Regions from separate parts of the Homo sapiens genome. Here region 2 is linked to region 1. A link is a contact called in ENCODE Hi-C or POLR2A ChIA-PET data. All regions are on one chromosome and are shown on one strand. Each heading gives the region's core, a stretch centred on a gene start or an enhancer-like site at or near the end of the contact. The rest is flanking DNA. Distances are from core to core; before and after follow the strand shown. Region 1 holds the start of SIN3B (SIN3 transcription regulator family member B). Region 2 holds the start of ANKLE1 (ankyrin repeat and LEM domain containing 1).

Evidence for each region. Hi-C counts contacts between places; a loop is a spot of excess contacts on that map. ChIA-PET counts read pairs that join two places held with the same protein, here RNA polymerase II (POLR2A). Pooled maps may share reads with other maps.
Region 2: a map of B cell shows a loop between it and region 1 (5-fold over the local background). The contact joins the promoter of ANKLE1 here to the promoter of SIN3B in region 1. A Hi-C loop is called at or near these places in 2 of 168 maps with a recorded cell type or tissue (B cell and ovary), 4 of 37 single-sample maps with no recorded cell type and 6 of 50 pooled maps. POLR2A ChIA-PET finds 5 or more read pairs at or near these places in 1 of 52 experiments (H1).

Annotation. Positions count from the first base shown.
Region 1 is chr19:16,824,344-16,832,290 of GRCh38, reverse strand. SIN3B (SIN3 transcription regulator family member B) reads right to left here and starts at 2,893. Exons shown (of 19, transcript NM_001297595.2): 1 at 2,751-2,893; 2 at 2,394-2,500; 3 at 644-797. The coding sequence starts at 2,870. RefSeq lists a silencer at 2,746-2,925 and enhancers at 2,666-3,167, 6,284-6,961.
Region 2 is chr19:17,279,688-17,287,634 of GRCh38, reverse strand. It overlaps ANKLE1 (ankyrin repeat and LEM domain containing 1), which reads right to left and starts at 5,734. Exons shown (of 9, transcript NM_152363.6): 1 at 5,653-5,734; 2 at 5,426-5,578; 3 at 4,874-4,979; 4 at 4,633-4,771; 5 at 3,673-4,410; 6 at 3,369-3,546; 7 at 2,045-2,204; 8 at 1,816-1,954; 9 at 1-1,255. The coding sequence starts at 5,714. The coding sequence ends at 1,083. RefSeq lists silencers at 5,723-5,812, 5,823-5,872.

The DNA.
Region 1 (7,947 bases), core at 1,644-4,143:
GGGAGGCGGAGGTTGCACTGAGCTGAGATTGCGCCACTGCACTCCAGCCTGGGTGACAGAGCCAGACTCCGTCTCCAAAAAAAAAAAAAAAAAAAAAAAGAGGGCCAGCACCTATCACCCAAGAAAAAAGGGACCAAAGCAAAGCCAGGAGTCCCAGCTGAGCTAATGATCCTATCAACAATTAAATGAAACACAGCCAACATAAACGTGGCTACTCACACACCATCTCGACCACTTTATTTTGTAGGTGGTACTGAGAGTGATCAGAGGCAGACGAGGACATGCTTAAATACAAGGGCAAGCCTGCCTGGTATGCTCGCTGGGAAAGCCTCAAGCCAAGACCTCAGCAACTGCTGAGGTGGTTATTTAGACTTCACACAAAATTCTGCGTTAGGAGGATACCTCCCTGACATCCACTCTTGATTTAAATCTTCCAAACAGATCAATTTGGGAGGCAGAGGCTGCTTGTGTAGGTGTTTCCATATCTATTTTGATTTGTGCTAGAAGCAATGAGCACGTCTAGAAAAAGAACAGATCTTAAGTGGCTTTCTAGCAATGATACAGGAGAGACACGTGGCCCAACCTGAGTAGCAAGACATACTCGGTGAAGGCTGAGATCACCCGAACCACTGTAGTGGCATACCTGGCTTGTCAGAGGCGACTGTATGTTTAACTTGCCATTCTTGGGAATGTCTATTCTATATCCGAGGGGAAGAAAAGCGTTGAATCCAACAATGAGGTCAGGGTGCTCGTGGAAGAGCTGCGAGACACGTCTGATGACTCCAGGAGTATCGATGCTAGAAGAAACAACGGAAGTGGGCAAAAGGGTCTTGGGAAATAAATGAAAAATATAATCTATTCCCCACTCCCTTGATACTGCCACATAAAAACCTTCTCAACAGACAACAAAGGAACCTAAAATGTGACCCACCAGGCGCAGTGGCTCATGCCTGTAATCCCAGCACTTTAGGAGGCCGAGGCAGGCAGATCACCTGAGGTCAAGAGTTCGAGACCAGACTGGTCAACATGGTGAAACCCTGTCTGTACTAAAAATACAAAAACGAACTTGGAGTGGTGGTGCGTGCCTGCAGTCCCAGCTACTCAGGAGGCAGAGGCACAAGAATCACTTGCACCCGGGAGGCGGAGGCTGCAGTGAGCCCAGATCACACCACTGCACTCCAGCCTGGGCGACAGCACGAGAATCCATCTCAAAAAAAAAAAAAAAAGTGCCCCCATGTGATAGCATCTGTACACCATGACCTATCTCCTGACTGGCTAGGCCTGAGCTCCCTGTTCCCTCCTGGTGAGAACCAGAGAATACTGACATCGCTCAGCTCCCCTAAAACACTCCAAGAATGGGTACTCGGTTCTGAAAATGTCAGGAGAGCCAACCGCAAGGCCTGGACTCCAAGAAATGGCAGGAGGCCAAAGTCCTCTAAGCAATGTGAAAACTTCCCTCATTTTGTATCAGATAGAGATGACTATGACACAGGTTTCCATCTGAGCAAACAATTGCAATGCATAAATACCAATGGTACTGCCAAGAATGGGAAAGGTGTAAGAAAAATAGGAGGGGAGAGATGGGGTCTCCCTTCTGGCTGCATTGCAGCCCAGCCCTTAGCACTGGGCTCCCGGAAGGAAACCAGGCCAGCCCCACCATGTTTCCTAAGAGGGGGCAGCAGTATGGTAAGCATGTGACTTCCAAGAATCTGAGTCAGAGGGTCTGAGTTCTAGTGACACCTCTGCCACTTAGGTGGGTCCCTTACCCACTCCAAACCTCAGTGAGTCTCCTATAAAAACAAGGGCATGATCCCAGGGTTTCCCATCTATCTGTAATCTTCCTTGATTCTGGGCCTGCAAAATCATCTCATGTGTTTTAAACGTTTTCTGTGTGCCAGCTCCCTTACTAAGCATTTTATGCGTCTTACTTCCAAGCAGGCCTGGGACCACAGTGAGCCCAGAGAAGCATCTTGAGGACAAGATTAAAGGGGAAGAGGGTGCCAAAAATTTCAATCATCAAGACAATAACATTTTACAGCGCTTGAAAATAAAAATCAAAATGGGTCCCACCAAATCTTTCATGAACAAAACTAATATAAAAATCAACATATTAAATCAAGGCAGGATTTGACTCTATGAGTGTGCACGGCCTCGCCCTCCCTGCCTCCCCCCAGATCCCTGTCCTGCTTCCAGGAATCCCCACAAAGCTCCACAAGGTGGGTACTACCCATTTCCATTTTTGTTACGAGAAGGAGCTAGGGCTCTGAGAGATTGGACAACCTGCGCAAGGTCACCCGGCTAAGGGGGCAGGCTGGAGAGGGGAGGTCTCACCCCGCTAGGCCCGATTCCGGCCCAGGGGGGTCCCCTGAGGTGGAGAGGGGCCCCGCTGGTACCTCTGGCTTTTGAACTCCTTCATGATCTCCAGGAAGCCGTTGTAGGTGGCAGGGTCGCTGCCAAAGCGGATCTTCACCTGGTCCAGATAGGTGAGGGCGTCTTCTACCTGCAGAGAGGGGGAGGGTCCCGGTGGGCCCTGGCCGCGGAACGAGGGGACGAGGGGCCGGGGTCCCTGAGGGGAAGGGGATGGGCTGGGCTTTCGGAGGGCCGAGGTGAGAGGTGAGGGGTGAGGGGTCCGGGGCAGTGCAGAGGGGAGGCCGAGGTGGGGCTGGGGCCGGGCGGGGCCTGGGTGAGGGGCGCCCGCCCGCGGGGTCCAGAAGATGGGTTCCCCGAGGGAGGGCGGGGACGCCACTCACGTGCACCGGCAGCTTCTCGTGGCCTGCGGAGCCCGAGCGACCCCAGCGGGCGCCGCTCAGCCCCCGGCCCGCGGGGCCGCCGGCACCGCTGCCACCGCTGCCACCGCCAGCGTGCGCCATGTCCGAAGTCGGAGCTGCGCCCCGCCCCGCCCCCGCCCGAGGTCCTGCCGCGCATGCGCAGCCTCCGCCTTTGGAGGCGGGGTTTGATGACGTTGAGGGGCGGTGCTCTTTGAGGGACTCTTCTGAAGACCTTCTCCTTAAGATTGGTATCATAATTAATGATTTATATAGCAGGGGTAGGCGAGCCAAGACCCGCCGCCTACTTTGTCCGGCCCCGCAAGCTCAGAATTATTTTTACATGTTTACATAGCCGGGGGAAAAATCCAAAGAAGAATAGTCTATGACCTGTGAAAAGTTTGTGAAATTCACATTTGAGGGTCCCTGAATAAAGTTTTATTAGCACACAGACACGCCCACGCGTTTACCTGGCTTCTCTGCCTGCTTTCGCCTTACAACAGAGTAGGTAGTTGCTAAAGATCCTACAGATCTGCAGACCCTGAAGTATTTACGATCTGGCCTTTTATGGAAAAAGTTTGTTGGCCCCTGCTTTATAGAGTTGACGGGACGATGAGGTATGAGCCCCCAGCGCCCTAATATAGGGCCTTGCGTGGTGAATTTTTGCTAAATGGCCTTTAAGTTAGTCCTACTCCTCCCATCTTCACTTCCCTATCCTTGGCCCCGTCACTTCCCATCTGGACCAGTTTAGGAGCCTCCTAACTCTGGTACTTTCTTTTTTTTTTTTTTTTTTTTTTTTTTTTTTTGAGACAGAGTCTCGCTCTGTCGCCCAGGCTGGAGTGCAGTGGCGCGATTTCCGCTCACTGCAAGCTCCGCCTCCCGAGTTCACACCATTCTCCTGCCTCAGCCTCCTGAGTAGCTGGGACTACAGGCGCCCGCCACTGCGCCCTGCTAATTTTTTGTACTTTTAGTGCCACCCCACCTGGCTCTAACTCTGGTACTTTCTCAGCCCTGATACTATCAAGAACTCTAGGCTGGGGATGGTGGCTCACGCCTGTAATCCCAGCACTTTGGGAGGCCGAGGCGGACGGATCACGAGGTCAGGAGATAGAGACCATCCTGGCTAACACGGTGCAACCCCGTCTCTACTAAAAATACAAAAAATTAGCCGGGCCTTGAAAAAAAGAAAAAGAAAATGAAAAAATTGGCTGGGCGCCGTGGCTCACGCCTGTAATCCCAGCACTTTGGGACGCCGAGGCGGGCAGATCACCTGAGGTCTGGAGTTGGAGATTAGCCTGACCAACATGGAGAAACCCCGTCTCTACTAAAAATACAAAATTAGCCGGGCTTTGTGGCGCATGCCTGTAATCCCAGCTACTCGGGAGGCTGAGGCAAGAGAATTGCTTGAACCCGGGAGGCGGAGGTTGCAGTGAGCCAAGATCACGCCATTGCACTCCAGCCTGGGCAACAAGAGCAAAAACTCTGTCTCAAAAAATTAATTAATTAATTAATTAAATAATAAAATAAAATGAAAAAATTAGCTGGGCGTGGTGGTGCACACGTTTAGTCCCAGCTACTCGGGAGGCTGAGGCAGGATTGCTCATGCCCAAGAGTTCAAGGCTGCAGTGAGCCATGATCTTGCCACTGCACACCCCAGCCTGGGAAGCATAGCAGTGCTTTTTTTTTTTTTTTTTTTTAAAGAGCATCTCATCTCTTAAAAAAAAAAAAACAGAAAAACAAAAAACTCCACTTTTTCCACCACTCCTTCCAAACCTCCAAGGTCTTCCTATTTCTAATGAGATGAAATCTAAGCACCTACATTGCAGGCTGTCAGAATTGGTCCTTAGGAACCTTTTCCTGCAGGATTTTCCAAGCAAACTGCCTGCCTCTGTGCAGAACTTCACACAATTGCCTGACCAACCTGGCTGCTTCCTGGTCCCAAGCATTGGCACTCACCATTTCCTTTGCCAGAAGTACTGTCATGCCTCTTTGTTATTCAGAAAACACCTATACATCCTTCTAAACGCAGCCCAAATATCCCTTTCCCTCAGGAAGTGTTCCCAGTCCCCTTCTATGTCTCCCCTCAGTCCCTTGTATTTCATATTTGTTTTGTGTCCGTCTCTAATACAAATCCCTGACACAGTCTCTCAGTCAGCATTCATCAAATAAGTGAACGTTCAATTAATGACCAAGTGCTTTCTCTTTTTATAAGTGAAGAGGTGCAGGAAAGTTGAGAGTAAATTGGCATCGAGTGCATCATTTACCAGGCACCTTGCTAAGTGTCAGGAATAGAATGGTAAAAAGGAACGCAAATTTGGCCGTTAAGAGCTTTTAGTCTCTCAGGATAGACAGGAATCTAGTAATCACACAAATGTAAAGTTTCACATGTAACAAATACTTTAAAGAGAAGGTATACATGTAACAGTTCCTAAATTTCTGTTGCTATGACTGTGTAACAAATGAGCCCTTGACAATCCCAGCACTTTGGGAGGCCAAGGTGGGGGCATGCATTGAGGCCAGGAGTTTGAGACCAGCCCAGGCAACATAGCAAGATCCCATCTGTACAAAAACATTAAAAAGAAAGAAAAATGGAGAGAAAAAATAAAAACATTGTAAGGTCTGGGCTTTCTGTAAAAGAAAATAAAAAGCAGCTCAAGACTTAGAAGCTTCAAATGACAACAACATTCACGGGGCAAGTGGCTCATGGCTGTAATCCCAGCACTTTGGGAGGCAGAGGTGGGTGGATCACATGAGGCCAGGAGTTCAAGACCAGCCTGGACAAGATGGTGAAATCCCATCTCTACTAAAAATACAATAATTAGCCAGGTGTGGTGGCACACACCTGTAATCCCAGCTACTTGGGAGGTTGAGGCATGAGTATCGCTTGAACCCAGAAGGTGGAGGTTGCAATGAGCTGAGATTGCGCCACTGCACTCCAGCCTGGGGAACAGAGCAAGAGCAAGACCCTGTCTTGAAAAAAAAAAAAAAAGAAAGAAAAGAGACATTCATTTTACTCTTCAATCTGCAATTTGGGCAGGCTTGGGAGGAATAACTCAACCTTGGCATCAGCTGGGTGGCTCAAAGTCTGGGGGCTGGAATCACCTGAATGTTTGCTCACACATATGTATGTCAGTTGCTACAGGCTACAGGCCGAGACCCTCGCTGGGGCCGTTGCTTGGAATACCTACATGTGGTCTCCTTGCAGCCTGAGCTTCTTCACAACTACCGTTCTAAGAACAAGTGAGCGTGTGAGCCAGGTGGGAATCATATCATCTTTTCTTTTTCTTCTTCCTCTTCCTCTTCTTCTTCCTCTTCTCCTTCTCCTTCTTCTTCTTCCGGAGATGGCAGGGGTTGGGGTGGGACTCAGGGTCTCAGGCTGGCCCAGGCTGGCCTCAAACTCCTGGACTCAAAGGATCCTCCCACGTCAATCTGTTGAGTAGCTGGGACTACAGGCATGCATCACTGCACCCAGCTCCCATATTACCTTTTCTCACCCAGACTCGGAAGTCACGCAGAATCATTTCCATTGCATTCTTTCCATACAGGCTGTTACAAAGTTTTTCCTAAATTCAAGAGGAGGGCAAATGGCCAAGAGTATCATGTGGGACAGGAAATATGTTGTGGCTATTTTTGGAAAATACCACCTGTTACCTAGGGAAACCTAACCCAGTCTTGCAGGAGATGAGGGAGGCTTCCCAGAGGAGGTGGCATTCTAGCTGAGATCTGAAGAATGCGTAGGCATTCATCATGAGAAAAATCACGAACAGCTGTGATTTTTGAGGTGGGAGACAGCATGGTACATTTCAAGAGTTTTTTTTTTTTTAAGACGAGTTTCCCAGGCTGCAGAGAGGGAGGGGAAGAAAGAGAGTACAAGATAATCCCGGAGCAGCCAGAGGAGCGGAACACACAGCACCTTATGCACTGAGTTCAGGCTTTAGCATTCACGCTGGTGGAAACCATCCAAGGGCTTTGAGCGGAGGAGCTGCAAGTTCAGGTTTGCATTTGAAAGTGATCACTCTGGCTGCTCTGCAGGAAAGTGATTGGAGCGGAGCCAGGGAGGGTGGAGGGAGGCTGTTTCATCATTTAGGCAAAGGACGATGGTGGCTTAGACCAGGATGGGAGCAGTGGAAGTAGAGAGCGGTGGGTGGAAGGGAGTGGTATTTAGAAAGTAAAGCATGGAAGATTTGTGGCTCCCAGCCAGGAAGAGCAGCGAAGGCAGACTGAACACTCTGTGGCCACCAGATGTCTGGACAGTCCGTTTCTTACCAAAGCCTCCCAGTGTTACAGGAAATGGGTCCCGATCCAGACCCCCCAGAGAGGGTTTTTGGATTTCACGCAAGAAAGAATTCAGGGAGAGTCTGTAAAGTGAAAGCAAGTTTATAAGGAAAATAAAGGAACAAAGAATGGCTACTCCACAGACAGAGCAGCCCCGAGGGCCGCTTATTCCCCATTTTTATGATTTATTTCTTGATGATATGCTAAACAAGGGGTGGATTATTCATGCCTCCTCTTTTTAGACCATAGAGGGTAACTTCCTGACGTTGCCATGGCATTTCTAAACTGTCTTGGCGCTGGTGGGAGTGTAGCAGTGAGGACCACCAGAGGTCATTTTGATTTGGGTAGATTTTGGCCGGCTTCTTTACTGCAACCTGTTTTATCAGCAAGGTCTTTATGACCCGTATGTTGTGCTGACCTCCTATCTCATCCTGTGACTAAGAATGCTTTAACCATCTGGGAATGCAGTGCAGTAGGTCTTAGTCTTATTTTACCCAGCCCCTATTCAAGTCGGGGTTCCTCTGGTTCAAACACCTCTGACACTGTTACGGGAAAGGGGTCCCAATCCAGACCCCAAGAGAGGGTTCTTGGATCTCACGCAAGAAAGAATTCAGGGCCAGTCCATACAGTAAACTGAAAGTAAGTTTATTAGGAAAGTAAAGGACTAAAGAATGGCTACTCCATAGACAGAGCAGCCCCCAGGGCTGCTGGTTGCCCTTTTTCTTAGACAGAGTCTCGTTCTGTCGCCCAGGCTGGAGTGCAGTGGCGCCATCGTGGCTCACTGCAAGCTCCGCCTCCCAGGTTCATGCCATTCTCCTGCCTCAGCCTCCCGAGTAGCTGGGACTACAGGCGCCTGCCACCACACCTGGCTAATTTTTTTTGTATTTTTAGTAGAGATGGGGTTTCA
Region 2 (7,947 bases), core at 4,485-6,984, 450 kb before region 1:
AAATTTATTAAGAAACTAAAGGAATAAAAGAATGGCTACTCCATAGACAGGGCAGGGCTGCTGGTTGCCCATTTTTATGGTTATTTCTTGATGATATGCTAAACAAGGGGTGGATTATTCATGCCTCCCCTTTTTAGACCATATAGGGTCTAAAGGTTAACGTCCTGATGTTGATGTGGCATTTGTTTTTTTGTTTGTTTGTTTGAGACAGACTCTCGCTCTGTTGCCCAGGCTGGAGTGCAATGGTACAATCTCAGCTCACTGCAACCTCCACCTCCTGGGTTCAAGCGATCCTCCTGCCTCAGCCCCCCTAGTAGCTGGGATTACAGGCACGCGCCACCATGCCCAGCTAATTTTGGTATTTTTAGTAGAGATAGGGTTTCGCCACGTTGGCCACGCTGGTCTTGAACTCCTGACCTTAGGTGATCTGCCCTCCTTGGCCTCCCAAAATGCTAGGATTACAGGCGTGAGCCACCGCGCCTGGCCAGCCATGGCATTTGTAAACTGTCATGGCGCTGGTGGGAGTGTAGCAATGAGGACGACCAGAGGTCACTCTTGTCGCCATCTTGGTATTGGTGGGTTTTGGCCGGCTTCTTTACTGCAACCTGTTTTATCAGCAGGTTCTTTATGACCCGTTATCTTGTGCTGACCTCCTACCTGATCCCGTGACTTAGAATGCTTTAACCATCTGGGAATGCAGCCCAGTAGGTTTCAGCCTCATTTTACCCAGCTCCTATTCCAGGTGGAGTTGCCCAGGTTCAAACGCCTCTTACAGAAGCACCGGACTGTTCCAAAGCACCTTCTGCTTCCCTTCTTGTCCTCCTCCCACGATGGGGAGCTCACTACTTACTACCTCTCCAGCAGTACCATCTGTAACAAAGTCCTCTCTCAGCCTGGGGGAGATCTGCCTGGGTGCTCCCTACACACACACACACACACACAAACACACACACACACACACACACACACACACACACACACACACACCCCTTCTGAAACCAGAGATGGGGGCTGCTGTCAGCATGGGGCAGCTGGAACATTCAAACATTTCTCCCCAGGCTGGATGGCCAACTCCCCAGCACTCAGCCCCGGGCCTGGATGTCCTGGGGATGAAGCTGTCGCTCGCCTTCAGCCAGGAAGACAAGGAGGGCACGGTGCAGCAGGTGCACCCCCAAGCGCCGGCGACGAGCAGGTGGCCAGCCTGCCACCACTCCATAGCAGTGCCCTTGCTTCTGGTTGGTGAGCGTCTGGATCCCTGGAGAAATTGGATGTGGGGTCACAGGGGCAGCCATGGGGACACCTCCCCATCCAGCAGAAGTGTGTGACAGCAGGCGGCTGGGTATGGTGGCTCACGCCTGTAATCCCAACACTTTGGGTAGATCACATGAAGCCAGGAGTTCGAGACCAGCCTGGCCAACATGGTGAAACCCTGTCTTTACTAAAAAATACAAAAATTAGCTTGGCACAGTATGGTGATATGTGCCTGTAATCTCAGCTACTGGGGAGGCTGAGGCACAAGAATCACTTGAACCTGGGAGGCAGAGGCTGCAGTGAGTCGGGATCACGCCACCACACTCCAGCCTGGGCGACAGAGTCTCACACACACACAAAAAAGTATGTGACAGCAAACCCAATGTGTATTGCCCTTGAGTGGGGATAAACCAATGGAGCAAAATACATGCATGTGCAGGTTCAAAGTTGGTGCTCAATAATTGCTCAGTCAACAAATGAACACCCCTCAGAAGGAAAAAAATGAGGGAACTGGGAAGCCAAATGCCTTTCATATGACCCCCATTCTAGGTACCAGGCACCCACCTAGGGCTTCCACAATACACGCCTCCCGTGTATAAGCCTCCACAGCGACCACGTGCTGGAAGCAATGTAGGGACACAACACCGCAACCACTGGCCCAGATGTCCAAGATCTGACGCACCTTGGGGCAGGCCTGGTGGGGCTAGGGCAGAATCAGGAGTCAGCACCCCCAATACCCTCCCCTGCCCATGGCCCGACTGCCCTCGCTGAACCCTGATCCCTGTCCTCACACCTGTTTTCTTGACCGCCCATGGTGACCAAGGGCCTCCCAGAGGTGGACATATGGCCGGGCCCTCGTCCCTTTGCCCACGTAGAAGATGGCACGGATGAAAGTCTGAAGGCGCTCAGCTGGGGTCAGTGAGAAGGCTCGGGCTGGCAGGTCCTGAGTCTCCCTGGATGAAGGGGATAGCTCAGACAGGGAAAAGTGGATACAGTGGTCCCCAGAGGCAGTCCTTAAAGTCACAACATATCTTGAACCCATGTCTAGTGACTCCTGATTACAGGATCAGAGAGAGTCAGCGGCTCCCCAAAGACATTCAGCAGCTTTCTTTTTTTTTTTTTTTGAGACAGAGTTTCACTCTTGTTCCCCAGGCTGGAGTGCAATGGCACAATCTCAGTTCACTGCAATCTCCACCTCCTGGGTTCAAGTGATTCTCCTGCCTCAGCCTCCTGAATAGCTGGGATTACAGGCATGCACCAACACACCTGGCTAATTTTGTATTTTTAGTAGAAATGGGGTTTCTCCACGTTGAACACGCTGGTCTCTAACTGCTGACCTCAGGTGATCCGCCCACCTCAGCCTCCCAAAGTGCTGGTATTACAGGCGTGAGCCACCATGGCCAGCCGGGGCTCATGCCTGTAATGCCAACACTTTGGGAGGCCAAGGCAGGAGGATCACTTGAGGCTGGGAGCTCAAGACCAGCCTGGCCAACATGGTGAAACTCCATATCTACTAAAATTACAAAAAAAATTAGCCAGGCATGGTGGCACATGCCTGTAATCCCAACTACTTGGGAGGCTGAGGCACAAGAATCACTTGAACCCAGGAGGCGGAGGTTGCAGTGAGCCAAGATTGCGCTACTACATTCCAGCCTGGGCGAAACAGTGAGACTCCGCCTCAAAAAAAAAAAAAAAAAAAGAGGCCGGTGCGGTGGCTCACACCTGTAGTCCCAGCATTTTGGGAGGCCAGGGTGGGTGGATTACCTGAGGTCAGGAGTTCGAGACCAGCCTGGCCAACATGGTGAAACCTCGTCTCTACTAAAAATACAAAAATTAGTCGGGCGTGGTGGCAGGTGCTTGTAATCCCAGCTACTTGAGAGGCTGAGACAAGAGGATTGTTTGAACCTGGGAGGTGGAGGTTGCAGTGAGCCGAGACGGCACCATTGTACTCCTGCCTTGGCAACAAGAGTGAAACTCCGTCTTAAAAAAATAAAAAAAAAGAAGAAGAAGCAGCTGATGATTCTAGGGCCAGTCCCTTTCTTAAGGGCACACAGCAAATAAAAACCAATCCCCAAATTTTCTAGTTTCTATTTCTGGGGCTTTCCTGCCCTGAGTACCTGGGGTCCAGCAGCAGATAGGTGAAGCTAGACTTCACGACCCCCTCCCGCCACCTCCTGGCAGGATCTGGCTGCTCAAACTGCTGGGCCAGCGCGTCTTCATCTGCCTGGACATCTGGAATACAGCCCGTCCGCAGGGCTGCAGCCAGTTCTAGGCTGTGCCCTGAAAACTCTGGGCCTGGAAGTCAAGGGAGATGGAGGAAGGGATGATTCTGAGATGGGGAGGAAAGTGGGGCTGAGAGCTGGGGTTCTCCGGGAGATTCCTGGAGGCTCCCTGGACTCCATGTGCCCTGGGAAGACTAACCAGGAGCAATCTGGGCTTCTTCCAGCTGCTGGTGGTACAACTGCCTGGTGAAGGGTGTGATGGGGTGAGGATTCTCACCAAGTGCTCGGAGTCCCTTCAGCAACTCCAAGTCAGACACAGTGGAGACTGGCAGGTGCCGGCAAGGGCCGACAGGTTCCCTGCCACCTGTAGAGCTTGCCTCATCCTCTGTCAGCCAGAGCGTGGCCATGTCACTATCAATGGATGTCTGGTGCTCCCACAGGCAGTGGCAGTCAGAAGCTCCAGGGGTTGGTGTCCGTGGGGGGCTATGAGCTGGACTCCTGTCCAGGAGAGGCATGGAGGAAGGGGAGGACTGGAAGCCAGCAGCATTTGGTGGGGTCAGAGTCAGGGCCTGCAGACGGGCATTCAGTTCTGCCTCCGTGCCCTGAGACCTAGGTACCCTCTGGTTGGCATGGACAACATGCAGAAGTCCCTGCCTGGTCGGTGGCAATGACCCAGCCCAGGGGGGAGTGTCCGAGGCTGGGTCCTCAGCTCCAGAGACCTCAACCGCTGTGACGAAAGAGGCGTCTGAGCTGTAATCCCAGTGCCCTGGAGGGGACGCCGAGCTCCCATGTTTGTCCACAGTTTCAAGGGGAACAGGGAGGCTGGGGGGTCCTGGGTCAGCCTCCAAGCCAATGTCCCTGTTGTCACCTCTGCATGGCTGCTTTTGGAGTGCTATGGAGTCCAGCGTCTCATCGGTAGGTCCAGAGAGGCCTGGGGCTGCAGGTGAGAGTGGGGGCCAGAGAGGAGAGGAGGAGGGATGAGACAGCGATGAGAATAGGATCAAACAGAAAAAGGAGATCAGAGTGTCTGAGGCCGAAAGAGCTGGCCACAAATAGTGGATGTGAGACGGTCAGAACCAATGGGTGGGGTGGGGAAGACCCTGGATGTCAGGGACTGGTCCAGAAGTCAAGCCCCAGCAGCCCTGCAGGCCCTACTCACTGCCAGGTGCAGGCTCGGGCTCCTGAGTCTCTGCCCCGATCCGGGTCCGGGTCCTGGTCCGCGTGTCGAGATCCTGCAGGACTCGCGCGCACTCCAGGTGTCCCTGCTGCAGGGCCAGGTCCAGCGGCCGGAGTCCGTCCTACAGGGGCGCGGTCAGCAGGGGGCGCCCGAGGCCCTCTTACCTTCCTTCCCTCCCTCTGGGCTCACCCAGCCTTTCTTTGCCCGCGCAGTGCCTCCCAACCTGGTCGCGCAGCGCCGGGTCCGCTCCTTGGCTCAGCAGCAGCTCCAGGCCGCGGCGGCAGCCCCACGCGGCGGCCACATGCAGCGGCGTCAGTGCCTCGACAGATCTGGGGCGGCAGCGCAAGAGGGGTCATTGCGGACTCAGCCTCCCGGCAGGAACCCCGATCTCCGCTCTGGGGACCTGGAGCCTTCGTTCTCGGCCTCCCGGATCTCCGCCGTCCACCCTGGTACACTGCCCTTGGAACCTAGATGCTATGACCTCAGGCCAGGACCCAAACCTCTGCCGTCTGACCCTGGTGCCTCCACTCCAATATCCGAACCCTTGATCCCCACTTTGGTCCTAGCGCAGCCCCATTCCACGCCCTCGGTCTGGGACCCCAGCGCCTCCCTCGAGCCCTAGCCCCTGCCCTTGGACCCCCAAGTTCCCTCCCCAAGATCCCCTAAACCCCACCCTCGAGCCCCGAGGCCTGGCCCGGGATGATGGGGCGCCCCTTCCCGGATTCCCAGACTTCGGCTTGGGGAGACCCCGCCCCGGACCCAGGCTCTATCTTACCGAGCGTTGGGGTCCCCGCCTTGGCGCAGTAGGGCCCCGAGGCAACGCAGGCCGCGCGGGTGCCGGGCTCCGGCCGCCAAGTGCACAGCCGCTGCGCCGTCCTCTAGCACCAAATTAGGGTCCGCGCCGCAGCGCAGCAGCTCCTCTACTGCCCTGCAAACACCGCGGTCAGAGTGGACCCCGGCCAAAGACCCCCACTCCTGGCCCGCCCCCGGCCCCGCCCTCACCACGGCTCCTCCTCCCGCAGCGCATCCCGCAACCTGCGAGCCAGGCGGGCCTCCGAGCACATGCCCTGGCTGGGTCCGAAGCGCACCGCCTGGTCGGTCGATTTCCTACTTCCCGCGGGGGGCTTGTGGGCATGCGCCGCTCCTCCCCTCGGCTCGGGGGGCCCCTCTCCAGGGCCGAGCAGGGTTCCCAGCCAGGCTGCCCCGCGCCGCACGGGGGTCCACATCGGGGTTCGAGAGCTTTAGTGTCCTCAGGGGCCCTTGACACCCGGAGGCGCTCAAGCAGGGTCTGGGACCGCCGATAAGAGCCCGGGTGGGAGGATGCCACCGGGTGTGCCACTATCTCATTTAAAAACGGGAAACGCGAAGGCACCCGGCTCGAGTGGGTGGAGCTACGATTAAGAAAGTCCGGGGTGCCCCAGGTCATTAAGTCTCAGGGAATCTTCTTCAAGGGTGGCCTCTGGCAGGGAGCACGGCCTTATGAGAGGCTTAGGCCGGGCACGGTGGCTCACACCTGTAATCCCAGCACTTCGGGAGGCCCAGGCAGGAGGGTTGCTTGAGCTCTGGGGTTCGAGACCAGCCTGGGCAACTTGGATAAACCCAGTCCCTACAAAAAAATACAAAAAACTAGCCGGGCGTGGGTGGCTTGCACCTGTGGTCCCAGCTACTTGGGAGGCTGAGTTGGTAGAATCTCTTGAGCCCGGAAGTTCGAGGATGCAGTGAGCCATGATCACACCACTGCACTCCAGCCTGGGCAACAGAGCAAAACTCTGTCTCAGAAAATAAATAAATACATAAAATAGAGGCTTCAATTTCCAACCCCCAGGCCGAGGGCCCAGCTCACGCCTTTAAGCACAGTGCTTTGGGAGGCTGAGGAGAGAAGATCGTTTGAGCCTACTAGTTTGTTGTTGCTTTTCTTTTCTTTTAGTGAGTGCAGGAGTTTGAGACCAGCCTGGGCAACGGAGTGAGGCCCTATTTTTTTTTTTTTTTTTTTTTTTTTTTTTGAGCCGGATCTTACCCTGTCGCCCAGGCTGGAGTGCAGTGGCGCAATCTGGGCTCACTGCAACATTTGCCTCCCAGGTTCAAGCTATTCTGCCTCGGCCTCCCAAGTAGCTGGGATTACAGGCATGTGCCACCACTCTCGGCTAATTTTTGTATTTTTAGTAGAGATGGGGTTTCACCATGTTGTCCAGGCTGGTCTTGAGCTCCTGATCTCAGGTGATCCGCCCGCCTCGGCCTCCCAAAGTGCTAGGATTACAGGCGGAGACCTTGTCTTTGTTTTATTTATTTATTTATTTTTGAGACGGAGTTTTGCTCTTGTTGCCCAGGCTGGAGTGCAGTGGTGTGATCTCAGCTCACTGCAACCTCCTCCTCCAGGGTTCAACAGCTTCTCCTGCCTCAGCCTCCCCAGTAGCTGGGATTACAGGCATGCACCATCACGCCTAATTTTTTATTTTTAGTAAAGACGGGGTTTCACCATGTTGGTCAGGCTGGTCTCGAACTCCTGACCTTGTGATCCGCCCACCTCGGCCTCCCAAAGTGCTGAGATTACAGCCGTGAGCCACTGCGCCTGGCCAAGACCCCGTCTTTAAAAACAATTTTTAAAAAATTTCCAGTCCCCGTTCTGCGTTGCCCATTTTCAATCCAGCGGAACTAGGACTTCAGTATTTTGGAGGGCTGGACCTCTGAGAGTCTTAGTGTCCCATCTGCAAAATGTGAGAATCCTAACGAGGTTGATGCGGGGATTGAACAGGGGCTTGGGCACAAGGGCCTGACACACGATAGGTTCCAAAAAATGCTCATAGGGAGGAAAAGCAGTCACTCAATAAAGCTGTTTGTGTTTATTTTTGAGATAGGGTCTTGCTCTGTCACCCAGGCTAGAGTGCAGTGGCGCGATGACAGCTCACTGCAGCCTCGACCTCCTAGGTTCAAGTGATCCTCCCACTTCAGCCTCTCAAGTAGCTGGGAATCACAGGCGTGAGCCACCGAGCCTGGCTTAATTTTTGCATTTCCTGTAGAGACAGGAAATGTTGCTATGTTGTCCAGCGTGGTCTTGAACTCCTGGCCTCAAGCAACCCTCCTATCATGGCCTCAGTACTGCTGATGGAGCTCTTAAACCTCCCCCTTAGGGATGTATGATCCAGGCCTGGCTCATCAGAACATCACACAACCCTGGTACATGACTAGCTCTTAATTGAAGGTCATGTATCCCCCCGGGGGAGTCCAATCATATCCAGATGCTGAGAGAACTCTGCCTTGACCTGGATTGGGGTCTGGGGAGTGGTTGAAGCCATCACA